2 separate regions of the Homo sapiens genome follow, and region 1 is linked to region 2. Evidence: chromatin loops called from intact Hi-C (ENCODE). Cell type or tissue: CD14-positive monocyte. All regions are shown on one strand. Links, peaks and the distances in the headings refer to the core of each region. The heading gives the core; the rest is flanking DNA. Region 1 overlaps LINC00954 (long intergenic non-protein coding RNA 954). Region 2 overlaps HS1BP3 (HCLS1 binding protein 3).

Region 1 (8,327 bases), core at 195-8,194, 750 kb after region 2:
CCTGTGGCCTTCCCACCCATGCTGAACTGTGAGTCAATTAAACCTGTTTCCTTTATAAATTACCCAGACTGGGGCAGTTCCTTATAGCAGTGTGAAAACAGACTGATACAACCCTTAAGTAGAATTTATTATTACATAGTCACATTATTTCTAGCAGGAATAAGAGCCAAGGGGGACTGAAAAGCTTCAGTTTTTTTTTCTGTTGCTTATTTATTTTTTTTTTTTGAGACAGAGTCTCGCTCTGTTGCCCAGGCTAGAGTGCAGTGGCGTGATCTCAGCTCACTGCAACCTCCACCTCCTGGGTTTCAAGGGATTCTCCTGCCTCAGCCTCCTGAGTAGCTGGGATTACAGGCATGTGCCACCAAGCCCAACTCATTTTTGTATTTTTAGTAGATACCGGGTTTCACCACGTTGGTCAGGCTGGTCTCAAACTCCTGACCTCATGATCTGCCTGCCTCGTCCTTCCAAAGTGCTGGGATTACAGGCGTGAGCTACCGTGCCCAGCCCGCCTATTTCTTTAAACTATTCAACAATTCTTGTTTGGAGTGTGTGGAGGCTTGAGCTCTGGCTGAAGCGAAGTAGAGGGAAGGCCATCACATTCAATTTAAACACATGCAAAAAGTACTCCTTTTAAAAGTGGCAAACCTGCAGAATATAAGGTAAAAAGCAGTTCCTGTCTATCCTTCTAGGCCTTTTTCTTTGTACAAATACATGGGCACAGGTATGCAGATACATGCGCAGAATTATGGTATACATATTATTTGGTAACTTAAATCACTTATTATTTTGAACATTCTTTTGTGTAAGAACTTAGAAGTCTACCTTATTCTGCTTTGACACATAATTTTTAAAGCCGCATGAAAAGTGCTTGCCAATTTCTTGATATACAATTAATACATGGCTATGGTAATAAAAATTAAAACAGTACAGGAGGTATAAATAAAAAGACCCCCCGCCTTTCATATTTTTCTCTACAGCTAACCATTTTTAGCCAGAATAACTAGAAACAAAGGGTTAAAAGGCTCCCTTTCCTATGGCTGCTAGTCACCTCTTGAAAAAATTACTATTAGTTGTGTTCACCACCTGAGTGCCTCTTTTCCCTCTAGGCAATTTTGACTCCTGTGTACCAAGAATACCTTTGAATGTATTCTTTTGGCACCACGTTATTTGAACCTATTTCCACTTTATTGGAAAGCTCTTTTTAAGATCACAGAGTTGATGTTGTGCAAACTTAAAGCATCCCAAACGGAGTTCCTGGTCCTCCCCCAGCACAGCTAATGGCAGCTGTACTGTCCCGCCTCTCATGCCAGACTTGGTCCCAGTGCTCCCCAGCGGCAAACACTGTGGGTTCCTACCTTGAAACAGATCCCGATTCCAGCAATTTTCATCTCATCCGCTACCACCCAAAGCCAAGACATCAGCCCCTCTGTATTGCAAGTATCCTGCTTTGTCAGTTTTACCTCCAAAGTCAGTTTCAACACAGCCACCAGAGTGAAGGTTTGGGAGTGTGCCATGGCTTCTCTCAGTGAGAAGCAGAGTCTTCACAAAGACTCACGTTGAGGAACTTACATGTGCTGTTTTCTCCCTGCCTTACCCCATGGCCTTATCCTGGCCCTTCTCTGACCGCTCTCTTTAAAATAGCAAATCCTCATCATACTCATCTTTTTTCTGTTTACCCAAACCATGTTCTTATTTATTTTGTCTTTCCCACACTGGAAGGCAAGCTCTGAGAGGGCAGGGACTTTTGTCTCTTTTGTTTACTGTTGTGTCCTCAGCACCACGGCCTGGCATGCAGAAGGGCCTTACATGTGTTGAATGGATAAGTGAATTCATTATCATAATCTGCTCAGTAACTTGCTATTTAGAGCTTACAGATTCATCACTGGCTAATAGGTATGGGGTGGATAAGTGTTTGAGCCCTTCTCAGCTGACCTTGAGAATAGGGCCTGATTTATAGTTCAGCATCGATTTTATTTAAAACAGGTCACTATTCTAGTTTAGAGGAAAAAGCCCCTCTAAAAGACAAGGTCAAATTCAGCAGGTAATATAATGTTATAAACTATAAAGTTACCTGTTAGGAGTTGAATTGGGCCCCCCAAAAAGATATGTTGGAGTTTTAACTACCAGTACCTCAGAATGTGACCTTATTTGGGAATAAAGTTATGACAGATCTAATTAGTTAAGAAGATGCAGGTGGAGTAGGGTGGGTCCTTACAGATACCTTGTGTGACTGATGTCCTTACAAGGAAAAGGAAATTTGGACACAGACACTGGGGAGAACGGCTTGTGAAGACAGAGGTGGAGACTGGAGTGGTTCTGCCACAAGCCAAGGAACACCCAGGGATACCCGAAACTGGAAAAAGCAAGGAAGGGTTTCCAGCTCCCCAGGGGTGAGGTCCATGCCCTAGAGGCTTCAGAGGGAGCATGCCCTTGCCAACACCTTGATTTTGGACTCCCCAGTCTCCAGGACTGTGAGAAAATAAATTTCTGTTGTTATAAGCCACTCAGTTTGTAGTGCCTCGTTACAGCACTGCTGGGAAACCCAATAAATAGTAGTTTCATTTTCAAATGACAGGCCTTTTGCACATGAGCTCGCATGTTTCTGCACCTACACATGCAGCTCTATTGAAGAAAAGGTGAGCCTTTTGTTAGAACAAACCTGAAAACGGAAGACTTCCAAGGTTGGGGGGTGGGTGTGGGAAAGAAGGGGCTATTACTCCTTTATCTGATCATGACCCTCACTGGATCAGGAGAGGAACCCATGACTGAGCACCATATAGAACATGCTGGTTGCCCTGGCTGCCTGCTGAGAAATCCATAACCACCCCCGTGTGGCTTCGAGACATTCAACTCTCGGAGAACTGAGGTTTCTCTGACTTGAGATTGGAAAGGAAAAGTGGGAGTCACTTCATGCTGCCAAACAACAAACCATTGCTAACAAGCCAGGTGAAAAAATAACCCAGTTGGCTGAGCAGGCAGGATTGGGAGCTGTCAGTCTGGGACTCACAGAACAATAATTATTTCCATTATGAAGACTGGCTGCCAGTAGACTTACTGGAACTGCACCAGCTTCTTGCTTGGGGAGGGTGGTGTGGAGGCAGATGGAGCAAGGCGCCTGCATGCAGGGCCCCAAGCCTCGGTGTGTCACTCATCTGTGACAATGGCCAGTGCCCACTCCTCTACCCTTGCTATTCTCAATCCCACCGCCCTGTCTGTGTTCAAATTTCTCTCCCAGAATACAGCCTTTTCATTTATTTAAATCCTGCTCATTCTTCTGGGACCAGCCCAAGTCCCAGTAACTACCATTAAACCTTCCCTGCCAATATCAACCCAAACTCATCTCATTCTCTAACTTCCATCACACTCTGGTCTAGATGGAGCACCCTTGCTACTGAATGGGGACCACAGACCGGCAGCATTGGCATCACCTGGGAGCTTGTTAGAAATGCAGATCCCTAGCCCTGTACCAGACCTGCTGAATCAGAGCTCACACTTTACCCAGGCCCCCAGGCGGTTCATACGCACACTAAAGTATGGGGAGCACTGTCTGTAGTACTGGTTCTCAGCACATGGTCTATGGACCAGCAGCACCTAGGACCATGTTAGAAATGCAAAATATCAGCCCTACCCCAAGCCAAGTGAATCTAGCTCCCTGGGGGTAGGGTCTAGCCATCTGTGTTTTAACAAGGCCCCTGGGGAGTCTGAGGCACACTCAAGTTTAAGAACTACTTCCAGTTCATCTGGCCCAGCATCTAATTCCAGGGTGCTTTTCCATTTCCTGTGTTCCTCTCCCTCTTCAAGATGTGGACCCTGAAGGCAGGAGCCATGTTGGTTGTCTGTCTGGCACTCAGACCAGTTTCAACAGGGTGATTGACGTCCCAGGGCAACTGATCTGTTTTCCTTACCCCTCCCTGCCCTATACAAGCACAAGGGAGTCTGGGGAGAAGGACAGTGGAGGAAAGGGCCGATGGAAGATGACCTTCTTGTTTTCCCGAGTCAAGGGTTTGAGGTTTTTGTGGGAGGTTGGGGTGCATTATGCTGCTTCTCTCAAATTGGAGACCATTGTTACCATGTAATTTTATGTTGTGGCCTGACTTGATCCAGAATTCTGTCTCCAATAGTTTTACGTGGGTTTTCTCCCTGGAAAAAGTTATTACGATTGAGCAAATAAAGCAATGTTGGCTAACTGTTCCCTTTTCTGGATCGACATGTCCTTCATCTGGGTAAGTGGCAGTGGCCAGCTCCTCTGGCTTGCAGGACCAGCAAGGAAGATTTTCAGACGTGACTAATGTATAGGCTCCTTGGACTTCCTACTCATGAACTCTCATAAAATGTGCTTTGTTCCATCATTGTCAATTAACACAGCAGCGAGCAGTGCTGGGCTGGGGAGCAGCCGGGCCTCGCCTTTAGTGCACTTCCTCCTTGGCTGGCTGTGAGCTTTCAGATAGCCAGACATAATTCCTTTTGAGCTGCTTAATGGACACATAATTTTAATCAGTCATAGGACACTTGAGCGGGAAGGAACTGGAGAAATCATCTACTCCTTTATTTTACAGGTAAAGGTTCCGGCTTAAAGGTTATGCAGTTGGTTAACAGAATTATGACCAGATCTAGCCCTTCCGGTTCTCAGTTTAATAATAGTGACTTCCAGTTAGTGAAGCATGCCCCGGTGTACACTTATTTTCATTAATCCTGATGGCAAACCTTAGACCTATCTCAAGATTCAATTTTGTGCCTAGGACCATCCTCCCGGATTGCAGTCCCATGGGCCCAGCCCTGTGATGTAATATGCAAAGGCTCAGAAACCTAATTTGGAGAAGAACGTTATGGGCACTGAAGACGTCCTGCAGTAGACAGGACACCCCAAGGCACTGCTAAGTTGTGGGTGCATGTCTCCAGCTGGAGCTGTGGGAATGAAAGCTGGCATAAAGAATGTTGGGATGAGGGACATAGACCTAATCACATTTCCATCTACTCAAATGCTGCTTATAATCTGACTTACAATCATGGGAAGGAGAATGGTGATTCCACATAAAACCTCAGGTACTGAGGACAGCAACCTACCTGGAATAGGGGCGGGGAAACGGGAGAACCTTCCAGCAAGACAAATGTCTGCCATTTCCATGTGTCCTCATGAAAGCCTCATGACATTCTTTCAAGACTGACATTATTTCTATTTTACTAAAGGGACAATCAGAGAGTTATGTTAGACTGGAGTCAAAGCTAGAAGGTCCCAGATTCTTTTCCTTAAACCTAAGCTCCCTCTAGGGTGACCAACTTGCCCCATTTTGCCCAGGGCTCAGTTTTGAAGCCCCTCCGCTCAGGGCAAGCCTCGCTCCTCCCTCTTCTTGCCCTGGAGGGAACAGGAGTTCTTGATAGGCGCCGTCCTGGCCTCGCAGGGCCTGAGTTCAGCCTATTTTGCTCAGCCGATTGGCGCCTGGCACCAGGGCAGGGCAGGCTGCTTGGTTGGGGTGGAGGGGGGATGTGGCCCACAGCCCCGGGCAGGCTGCTGCTCTGCCAGCTGCTGTCACACCCCATTTTACTGTGGAACGCTGGTCACCAACAGGAGAGTGTCGCCTGCCTGGTTCTACTTTAATTCACGCCCACAAGAAGTGGAATATGAGGGAGAAGACAGGAAGACAAGTGACTCAGCCGTCAGAGAAGCCAATCCCCGCTGTTTCTGCCTTGGGCCAAATTTAGGTGCGAGGGTCAAAAACTTACTCAGAATTAGCTGAAGTCAAAAGGGACATTAAGGATACGAGTCTCATGGAAACAGGAATGAGTTTCACGTCCCAGGCATTGGCAGAATGTGGAGGGGACAGCTCGCCCACCAGTCCTCCCCAGCCCAGCCTCCCTGGTGTCCTGAGAGGCCCAGTAACCAGCACTGGGTTTTGAACCAAACGGTAATGCAGACAGGCAGATCCAGAGGGGATGTTGGGCTTCTCTGGGAATAGGACTGGGTTGCAGGATGCAGCTTAGAGGGGACACTCCGACAACAGAGCCTCAGAATTCGGAAATGGTCCTGGATGTGGCAGGCAGTGCCATGGGGGTAGGGGAGGGTGTGGGCGGCGGCTGCTGCCGCCCAGGTAGGGTTATGGTAAGAAGGAGACAAGAGCTGCACAGACTCTGAAAGCAGGCACCCCCAGGAGAGTGAGGGGAGAGAGGAAGGGGCTGAGCTATGCAGCTTGTTTTTTTTTTTTTAACCCACACCATCCCCTCCCCCTAGCATCAGGGAAGTCACCGTGTCCCAGGGTGGGGCAGAGAGAAAAGAGAGAGGGAAGAGGCAGAGAGATGGTAGGAATGTCATAGCTAGTAGAAGTCCACCCCCATGGCAGGAGATAGGAGTTGGGGGAACAAGCATTTCTCCTCCTTCCCCCTGTAGTTCTTGGCCCGGGACTCCAGCTGTCATAGCCTTGATTCCTGGCTGACACCTGCACTACTGTGTGTTATGCCCTTGGCTTCTCCTGCTTATAGAGCTCTGACCTGCCCAGGTGGCTCCAGATTGCAACTTCCTTACCAAGGCCTCTCACTCCCCTCAGAGGTGTTTCCTCTTCTCTGTACAGTCACATCCATCAGATTGTACCAAGGGCCTTTTGCTTTTTAAAGCAGTTCAGGTTCTAGTCCAATGAGGACATGCAAATTCTATCTTATTAGGAGTCCCTTAAGGGCCTCTTTTCTGTTCTTTTGATGTTCTTGGTATTTCTAAAATCCTGATAATGAACTGGGGCCTGAGGTCCTCAATGGGGAGAAGCCAGCATATTGAAGCCTTTATGGCCCAGCAGGAGTCCCGGCTGGGACTTGGATACCTGGCTGTCTTCATCACCAAGGCCAATGGGTACACCCCCCACTTCCCAGCCCTTACAGCTAACCAGTACCTGATGCTCAGCTAGGTTAGCAAGAGGGACCACCCGCTTTAACAGCGAGAAACATTGCCCTTCTGAGACGGCTATGTAGGCCAGGAAAGAGTGTGGGCTGAGTTGAGATCTCAGTCCATTACAGCATGATCTGGAAAGGAGGCAGACTCTGTAACTGGGCTCTAGGGAACCATTCTTACCACCCTCCTCAGAGGCTGCTTCAGGGTCTGGCCAGGAAGGGCCCCAAACAAGAGGCCTACATCTAAGGCAGTCAGTGTACACAGTGGGGAAGAGAGTCATGCCAGAGAATCTCTAAGTCAGACTGTGTTTTGTGGACTCCCAGCGTGGAGCATTTACCCAGGGGGTGGAGATGGTCACAAAGATGTCACTGGAAGACTCATGTGGAGAAGTGGGACAAGCTGGGCTTGACAAGTAGGACAAGTCATAAAAAAGTGTAGGGAGGCTGCAGGCAGACGTGTTCCAAGTGCTCATCGAGAGCTCAGAACTCTGGGCAGCACTTAGGGCTATGGCGGTACCAGGGCAGTTTTCTCCTCCACTAAATGCCTCTAGGATGCAATAACCATTCTTGCTGCTAGCCTTCTTCCTTGCTAGTAATATGTCCGCTGGTACTTGAGAAGCCAGGCAACATGGCTTAAGCCAGGCATCTCATTTCACTAAAATTCCAACAGGCTTCAAGGGCCTCTGCAGCGGAGTGCCAGGAGTTGTCCCTTGCTTTAGGAGAGGCAAGATCAGTGAGATAGAACACTTCCAACAGAACAGTGGGGCTGACAAGTGCTGGGTTAAATGTGCTTATTACACTGGGAAGCTGTTGTCACGTGTCATTCATGGAATGATGTACAGGTCATCTTGGACAGGACCAGCACAGTGGCCACCACCGTGACCAGGAAGCAAGATGGCCAGCCAGGGCCACAGCCAGGACCTTCAGGCACTGTTCTTTGAGGAGGAGGAACGCAGAGTTTCAAGGGCGGCAGGGGCTCGCATGACATGCTTTCCACAGTTCCCACTCAGATCTTGATCTTCTTTTGGCTTGTGGGCATATAAGTCCTGGAGTCACTGGAACCAGAGCCAGATGGTCAAGTGCTCTCTTCTGGCCTGAGTTCAAGGTGTGTATGGGGTGAGGGACTCACTGAGGCAGGAGGACTAAGATCTATGTTCATATGACCTCTATTCTAGGACTGTCTCCTAGAAGGGTAATCAGACTTGTTAAATGTTTCATAAAATGCCTGAAAATTATCGTAGCCAGACACTAGGCAAGTGTGATGGGCAAGAGCCAGGGGTTTTTGGCCAAAGAGCTCTTAGAGCTCACTCAGCTCTGGAGGAAAGGCCTCTTCAAGAGTTCCTCAGGCTGAGATGTAGGCATGACATGCAGAGTGCTTGCTGTTCAGGGACTTCTGCAGGAGGGTGCCATCTGGTCAGGACTTGAGGCAGCTTTCAGAAGGGTGAGTTTGTTTG
Region 2 (8,327 bases), core at 141-8,140:
GAGGGCTGGCTGTGCGTGTGCACCTCCCAGTGCCCATTCGGCCCTTGCTGCACTTTTCACCACCTGAAGGCAGGTTGCCTGGGGTGCCCTACGCCGCGGGAGGATATTCCTTGTGTGTACAGCACTCAGTCATTGGGTGTCATACATGGCATAGGAGACGCATCACTGTAGGCCTCACCAGTTGGTGACAGCAGCGTTGTGCTGGTGACAGCGTGGCCTAGCGTGGGATGTGAGGGGTCCGTGTGGGAGGAGTGCTGGGGCAGGGGGATTTGATGGATTGGGGTATAATTCCAGAGAGGGAAGGGCCTTGCCCCAGACACAGGTTAAGCTCCAGAAGCTCCTCCCGTGTTTTCAGGGTCCTGCCCAGCACACAGGAGGTCTCACCTCGATGGTCAGAGCTGCTCAGAGGGTGCCCCACGTGTCCTGCCAGAGGTGTTTGCGTGAGGGATGTTAGTCTGCACAGGTCTGTGTCTCACCTTATGTAGGATGAGGGATGTATTTAATAACTTTTTCCACTTCAAGAAAAACATCTCATCACTTCTTTGCTCATCATACAATTCATTATATTCGAATTGCATTTTACAAATCTCCAAGAGCGGTGATGTTTTGCCGATGCATCCTCTCTACACCTCGAGGGGCAGCATCGACTGCCCAGATGAGGGACGGGCCTATCAGTGCCTCTCTGGGCCACGGTGGGTCACAAGGGTCCTGCCTCCAGTGCTCGTCCCGTGTCCCCCCCAGGGGGCCTGTAGCAGCCCTCCTGCCCATTAGCCAAAGAGAGGTGCCTGTCTCCAGCTGGGATTTCAATCCCTTGCTGTCCCTGCAGCCCCAGGCATGTTCCTTGGTCTGAGTAGAGGCCCTAGGATGCTGCTCCCACCCATTCTGCACAGAGTTTGTGTCGATCCCTTTCAACAAGCCCCATCCTTTCCTGTTTTCCTGCAGGGAGCAGACCTTTGTCCCTGAGCAACCCAAAGGCAGGACCAGGTCCGAGGCCTCGAGGCCTGGGAAGCCAGGCTTATGAGGGCTGGTGTGGCGGGATGGGTGGCCTGGAGCAGTGACCACTGAGGACAGCCAGCAGAGTCACCTGGCACCCAGGCCTGCCAGGCACCCAGAGGCCCTGCCTGCACTTTGCTCGGGAAGCCTACTGCCTTGACCCTGAACCCCACCTGCCTTCTTTTCCCCTGGCAGGCGACTTCAGAATGCCCACACTGGCCTCGACCTGACTGTGCCCCAGCACCAGGAGGTACGGGGCAAGATGATGTCTGGACACGTGGAGTACCAGATCCTGGTGGTGACCCGTCTGGCTGCGTTCAAGTCGGCCAAGCACAGGCCCGAGGATGTCGTCCAGTTCTTGGTGAGCCGGAGGCTCTGGCCAGGATGTTTCGAGGGTGCCCGGGGTCCGGGCGGGCAGACACATCTGCCCACCAGGGTTCAAGTAGCATCCAGAGCAAGTGCTTCTCTGTCTGTTGCTTGCTCAGGGCCTGGAGTACCAGACCATGCTAGACAGAAGGGACACAGGGTGAATCAGACGCTCTCAGTCCGTGGAGAGGCAGACCTCTAAAGAGACAGATACAGATGGGGACAGGAGCACCTGGGGGGCTCTGGGGGTATAGAGAAGGGGCACCTAACTGACCCTGGGGAAACTTCTTGGAAGAGGCGGTGGCTGAGCTGTGTTTTGAGGAACAGATGGGGCTCAGCAGGAGAGGTGAGAAGGGTGTCCCGGGCAGACAACACATCCTAAGCAAAGGCACGGAGGTTGGAAATAGGACATTGAGTGGGAACTCTGCACAGTTGAGTGTGGTCCTGGGAGGAAGCGGGGAAGATGAAGGTGAGTGACAGGCAGGATCCAGATTGTGGAGAGTCTGCGGGAGCCTGGACTTAACCTGCAGCCAAGGAGAGTTTTAAGCAGGGGAGTGACGTGGACCCTTTTGCCTTTAACCAGCCAATCTGCTGAGAGCATGGAGTTGGATTGGAAGGAACAAAACAGGTGTCAGGGAGCCCAGATACATGGCCAATATGGTCATTCCCAAATCAAGGGCTTGGAGCAGGCCAGTTGCACTTGGTATGGAAGGGAAAGGGAGAGTTGAAAATGTTTACTGGGTAACATGCACCACATTTGCTGACTGTTTCCACCAACTGAAATAAAGAATATGATGGAGGAGCAGACCTAGGGGGCATGTGGAGTGTGAAGTGTCTGCCCTGTGGATGGATACATGAGGCTGGAGCTCGGGACGAGCTCAGGCCTGAGATGTAGGCTTGGGAGTCATCAACTTGGAGGTGATATTAAAAATCTGGGAGTGGATCAAGTTGCCCAGAGAACAGAAGTGGAAGGCAGAGAGAAGGGCTGAGGAGGAAATCCTGAGGATGCCAGGGGTTCAGGGACTCTTGGGGAGAAGGAGGAGTCTGCAGTTGAGGCAGAGAGGAGAGAACTGGGTGGGTATCTACGGAGTCAGAGGAGCTAAGGGAGGAGAGAATTTCAAGAGGGTTGAGATCACACACTCATTGGCTTATTATTTACCATTTGGCCTCTTGTGAAAAGGACCTGCAGCTGGAGACCAAGAGACACAGGTCCAGGATTATTAGGACAAAGGTGAAATGAACTAGACCCCGAAGTACAGCAGGGAGTGACACGGGGCTAGCTTGGAGTCTCCTGGCAACCAAGATAAAAAGGGAAACGATGAGTTGCATCTTTCTGGTGACCTGTTGAAAGAGACACTAAATTTTAAGAGAAATTTACAGCACAAATGTTTCCTTTTTTTAAGAGATAGGATCTCCCTCTGTTCCCCAGACTGGAGTGCAGTAGTGTGATCATAGCTCAGTGCAGCCTGGAACTCCTGGGCTCAAGCAATCCTCCTGCCTCAGCCTCCTAAGTATCTAGGACTACAGGCACACACCACCATGCCCAGCTTTTTCTTTTTTAATTTTTTTGGTAGACATAGTGTCTTGTTATGTTGTCCAGGCTGGTCTCAAACTCCTCAAGCTGGGCTTAAGCAATCCTCCTGCCTCAGCCTCCCAAAGTGCTGGGATTACAGGTGTGAACCCCCACGCCCAGCCACACAATTTTAAGGGACATTCAACAACGTCATGAGAAGCGTCTAGAATAGCAATGCTGTTTTTCATTTGATTGCTCCTGTGGCCGACTCTTGGTGAGAAGCAACGTGTGATGTCAGGGGTGATTCTGGGCCTGCATTGCTCTGAGAGTGAATCTGCTTTACAGGGTGCTTTGCAGCTCCTGGTAATTTGACTTGATCCAGGTTGGAGCTCAATGCACCCACATTTTCAGAGACAGGAGCAGAAGAGGAGAGTATTTGAGCTTGATGTTGCGGGGCATGAAGGAGGGAGCATTCTGGGAAGCTTGGGCTTCAGCCGCCCAGCCCACTTGGTTCTGTGCAGAGGGCCGGCCTTACATGCAAGGTGTACATGAGGGTGTTTTAACACCTCCATGAATCACACTAGTGCCACTTTTTCCTAGGCAGTGACGCCCACTCCTCGTGGAGTGTGTGCGTGCAGGGGCTTGTCAGACATTTGAAAGTACTTGCGAGGGCAAAGAACTCCTTTACTCCCCATGGGATCTCAGGATGGAGCCTAAAGTTACATACCCCCAAGCCTGAAGTCTCTTTGATGTTTCATGAATTAACTCAAAGAATTAATGAGCATTTTGTATCTACTTAAAAGGGCATATGTGTTTTAATATAAACGTGTACTGATTTGCTGACCATGGAGTAAAACAGCCGCAGGAGGGGGCACCGCAGTGGAGGTTGTGCAGGCTCTTGGATGTGCTAGCAGTGCAGACACCCACAAGCTTACTAACGTTACAGGGCTGTCTGCCCCGTGCTCAGCAGTGCCTGGCACACGGGGGCACCAGATAAATGTGAGTTCTCAACCTTGAGCTTCCTCTGCTCAGGGTCTCTTACTTGGCCTCCTCTTGTTGCTGGTGCAGATGCCCACCCAAGAAGCCCTGCCTGAACCCCTGATGGACGTGGGCCCTGGGTGGGGTGGGAGCCCAGGCCTACAGCTCCGGAGTACTCACGATGCCAGTGCCCTGGAGATGGAGGTTCCCCGAGCCTGGATATGCTGGGTCTGTGGTCTGAGCCTGAGGGGAGCAGTCGGGCCAGCAGGGGGCGCCCGGCCCCCACCGTGGCCTGCTCTGCGGGCCGGGCTGGAGTCACAGCTGCTGTCGGAGCCTGTGTTAGCAATCGCTCTGGGAAGGGGTCCGTGTGCCTTTCCCTGAGGGCTGTTTTCAGGAAAGTCTGGAGCCAGGCTCTTGTGCTGACAACTGCAAGCAGCACCTGTCCCAGGTGACTCCCCACTGGAGGTTCTGAAATCCCCCCAGCTGCCTCCTGGTATCTTGACCCTTCACAGGCTGGGCATTCTGGGTGGTGTTGCTGGAGCCAAGGATGTGTGTTCCAGACACACCCTGCACCAAGGGATCTCCCCGAGCCCGAGGGCGTCAGATGCCCGCAGCCCCTGCACGCCAGCACTCCAGTGGCACACTGTGGGCACAGTCCGGGCCTGGGAGCATAAGAGTGAGTGACCCACACTTCAGTCGGGGGAGACAGGCCCAGTCTATGGGGAAAGCACAGAGGAGCGAGGAGTGAGGGTAGGTGCCAGGATGATGGTGTGTGCATACAGCAGGTGATAGAGGAGCTAGGAGTGAGGGTAGGTGCCAGGCCGATGGTGTGTGTATACAGCAGGTGACTTCGCTGAGCACCCACATGGTTACAGACACGGCGATGGCACTGAAACCACTGTGAGACTGAGAGCCTGCTGGGGTGTCTCTGTACAGAGTGAACATGCAGCAAGAGCTCCGTGAGTGAAGGGGTGAAGGCTTAGCTGCCCAGGAGCTGTGGGGAGAGGCCAAGGAGGCAGCGGGAGTCAGCCGCTGGCCCCACGGGAAGCTGAGTGCTGCCCTCTCTGAGTCAGATGGTGCTCAAGGCTGCCTTCTGATGACAGCAAGAGTCCTGGCCTGCTTGACTCGGGTGCCTGCGTGCAGAGAGGTCCTGCCTGACGCAGGGCAGAGAACAAGCCTTGGAAATATCTGTCTCCACTGCTTGCATTGGCTGGCCCGCCGAAGGCCACACTGGTTCACGGGAGAATGAGGTTGGTGCTGAGAACAGATGATTCACGGTGTTGCAGGAAGATGACCTGCCAGCCGGTGAGATCACCCTCCTGATATGCAGAAAGCTGGGAATGAACACAGTGGCCCTGATCACGTGCAGGCTGGGCAGGGGTCCCTGTATCAAATCTTGTTAACTGGACCTGTGACAGTGTCCAGAATGGCACCGTTATTGCATCTTTCCTCTGGGCCACTAAGATGTTTTTATTGAATCTGCTATCGGCCAGGCGTGTTAAGGACTGGAGCCTGAGGCTGGGAGACAGGCAGAGGGGCAGCAGGCGGGCGTACCTGGCACACTTCCTTTGGCTGCTGGGCCTTGGGAACCCCTGGTCGGGGTGAGAAAGGAGCACTGCCTGCCACTCTTCACTCAGGAAACCACATGCTCCTCTCATTCCAGGTCTCCAAAAAGTACAGCGAGATTGAGGAGTTTTACCAGAAACTGAGCAGTCGTTATGCAGCAGCCAGCCTCCCCCCACTACCCAGGAAGGTCCTGTTTGTTGGGGAGTCTGACATCCGGGAGAGGAGAGCCGTGTTCAATGAGATCCTGCGCTGTGTCTCCAAGGATGCCGAGTTGGCAGGCAGCCCAGAGCTGCTAGAGTTCTTAGGTACCCAAGGCTCTGCCCCATGTCCCTCAGGTCTCCCCGGCCCAGAACTAGGCCCCGCTGCCGTGCCCCAGTGGGAGCATGTCCACAGCTGCCTCTGCAGCCTGGAGGCTTCAGCCAGGCTGGTGAGGCAGGTGGCCTCGCTGACATCCTTGGCTGGATGGTGGGCAGAAGGAGGCCTACCCTTGAGGGACTGAACGTCTGGCTGTCAGGTGGGGGCTCACACAGCAGGCATTCTCCATAGTGTGACCCCATCCATGGCCTTCCTGGCCAGCCCCATTCCTAGAGCTTGCCCGACACCCCCCGACTGACCATGCACCACATACAACCCCCTGACACACACCCCACACTCCCCTCTGCCTCCTCCAACCAGCCCTAGGGACCTGCAGTATCCCGGGAAAGCTGTGTTCTCACAGCCTGGCTGGTGACCTGCCCCTGGGGACATGTGCTTCTCACCTGTGCCCCCACAGAGAGGGTCATGGGGACAGCTCCGGGCTGAGGAATTGATCCAGCACCCCTGCCCCCAGTGGTGGAGACGTCAAGCCCTTCCCATGGGTGTCCTGGCCCTGTCTTCTCTCCTCAGTTTTCTCATCTGTAAGGTGGGAGTAGCCTGGCTGATAGGCCGTTATGAGAATTTACAGAGCTAACACATGCAAAGTCCTTAGAACAGAAACAACCACAGTAAATAGTGGCTACAATTTTACCCCACTCCTCGGTTAGTCCTGTCAACCCAGAACCCCCGTGGGGCAGGCCCTGGTCTCACAGATGCCCCCAGGACAAGGCAGGTTCTCACCACTGCTGGTGCCGGACTCCCACCCCTTCTCCCCTCTTTACATCCGTCTGCTTAACTCCTTCCCAGCTACTGTGGATCTCCTAGTTCCACAAGACAGAAGGGAAGTTTTCAAAAGAAAGTTGACCGTAAATAAAACAAATTATTTAAAGTGAAAGGTGGGGAAGAGAAGCAAAACTGGTGAATGCGCAGGCCTAGGACTGGACAAGCTGCACAGCCCCGGTGTCCTGTGGCCATGTTGGGCCCCTCACATGGGTCTGGGTTCTCTTCTGCCCTTGTTGTTCCAAGGTCACAACCCTTCCTTCCTTGCCTGTCTCTGGGGCTGGGTAGACTGTGCCAAGAGGTTCCAGCTCAGCCATCGCTGGAAGAGATGCTCAGGATGTCCCAGCCCCTCTCTGGTGGAGAGGCAGGATAGAAACACAAGCTGCTCTATGCCTCACTTTGCTCATCTGCAAGATGGATGTACAGTAGGGATCTCTCTCATAGGGCTTTTGTGATGTTTAAATGTAAGATGCTTATGACATGAAATTGAAGGTTTGGGAGATTTTGAATGGCTTTTCACATTTGTCCAAGTAAAATAACAGAGCATCACATAATACGATATCGTCATTATCACTCAGTGCATCCTGTATGCCAGACACTCTCTAAGTTCTTTACCTACAAGGTGATTTTATTAAAAGTCAGTTGTTTTAAACTACCCAGTAAGCACTTGGATAGAAATGAACAAATAGTCTGAGCCCACGCTTCTCAAACTATCTGTGGCAAGGGCTAGCTCTTTTATTCCCAGCCTGTCACAGATGGATACTTTCACAAATACAAAAGCACACTTGGGTATTGTGATGATGGCAGCATGCTATGAAGTTTCTGGATGCTTGCTCTCCCTTTCTCTACTTACCTCATTGTGGTCACACAGGGGGCATTCTCTGTCTGAAGACCACACTTCAAGAAGCGCTCATCTAAGCCAGTTTGTAATGGAGTGATTACCGTTTGTTCTGGAATCTTCCACATGCTTACCCTGGGCACCCATCCAGTCCACAGTCCAGGTGCCCAGACTCTCGGGGCAGGTCTCTGTCTGCAGAGTTCCTTGCCGTGCCTCCAACTGTAAATGGTTCTGGCTGTACTGGTTCTTTTTGAATCACCCTGTGCCCTGGCTGTTGTATCCCACCGCTCACCCGGGAGGAGGGTGCAGCCATCCCTGCGGCGCACACAGGCTCTGGGCCTTGGGTTCAGGAACCGCTGCCCCTGTCTTGCTCTGAAGCTCCCACTTGTGACCACTCCACTCCAGGCTTCCTTGGTGCCCGTCAGCCCTTGGGGGGCTGCAGCAGGCACTTGGCTGCCCCCGAAACGGAGGTCACCTTCCATCCACCCAGACTCGCCATCCTGCTTAGGTCCCAGGAGGGACGAGTTTGGTCCCAGGAGGCTGCAGGAAGCCCTCGGCCTCAGATCCTGGCATGGGAGGGTGCAGTGTGGCAAGATGCCTCCCCTGGCTCTGGGGTGGTTACCAAGTCCATTCTTTTCTGTCTTCCTCCACAGGTACCAGATCCCCAGGGGCTGCAGGGCTCACCAGCAGAGATTCCTCTGTCCTGGATGGCACAGACAGTCAGACAGGGAATGATGAAGAGGCTTTCGACTTTTTTGAGGAGCAAGACCAAGTGGCAGAAGAGGGTCCGCCCGTCCAGAGCCTGAAGGGCGAGGATGCTGAGGAATCCTTGGAGGAGGAGGAGGCGCTGGACCCTCTGGGCATTATGCGGTTGGTCTCCTGTTGTTGAGAGGGCCCCTTTGGTGTATTCCAGGCTTTCTGGAGATGACGTCCCCCTTC

What was found. Peaks named below come from ENCODE experiments on the same cell type or tissue, not always from the same donor. Only the 100,000 strongest peaks of a DNase experiment are listed, where the experiment ranks them.
Region 1: a loop joins it to region 2, with 5 times the contacts of the local background. A loop is called at or near these places in 2 of 110 quality-filtered maps.

The regions. Positions count from the first base shown.
Region 1 is chr2:19,883,751-19,892,077 of GRCh38, reverse strand. It overlaps LINC00954 (long intergenic non-protein coding RNA 954), which reads right to left. Exons shown (of 10, transcript NR_033875.1): 10 at 7,031-7,928. Among named protein-coding and RNA genes, the nearest start is that of TTC32, 14 kb to the left of the region's middle. In CD14-positive monocyte, for the core only: no CTCF peak of the experiment used is centred there; a DNase peak (open chromatin) is centred at 4,347; H3K4me3 peaks cover 633 bases; H3K27ac peaks cover 1,807 bases.
Region 2 is chr2:20,638,367-20,646,693 of GRCh38, reverse strand. It overlaps HS1BP3 (HCLS1 binding protein 3), which reads left to right. Exons shown (of 7, transcript NM_022460.4): 2 at 1,189-1,354; 3 at 5,514-5,721; 4 at 8,042-8,258. It overlaps LOC124907740 (a long non-coding RNA gene), which reads left to right and starts at 8,265. Exons shown (of 2, transcript XR_007086243.1): 1 at 8,265-8,327. RefSeq lists enhancers at 3,884-4,013, 5,850-6,351. In CD14-positive monocyte, for the core only: CTCF peaks have their summits at 3,912 and 4,117 (motif pointing right); a DNase peak (open chromatin) is centred at 4,123; H3K27ac peaks cover 799 bases.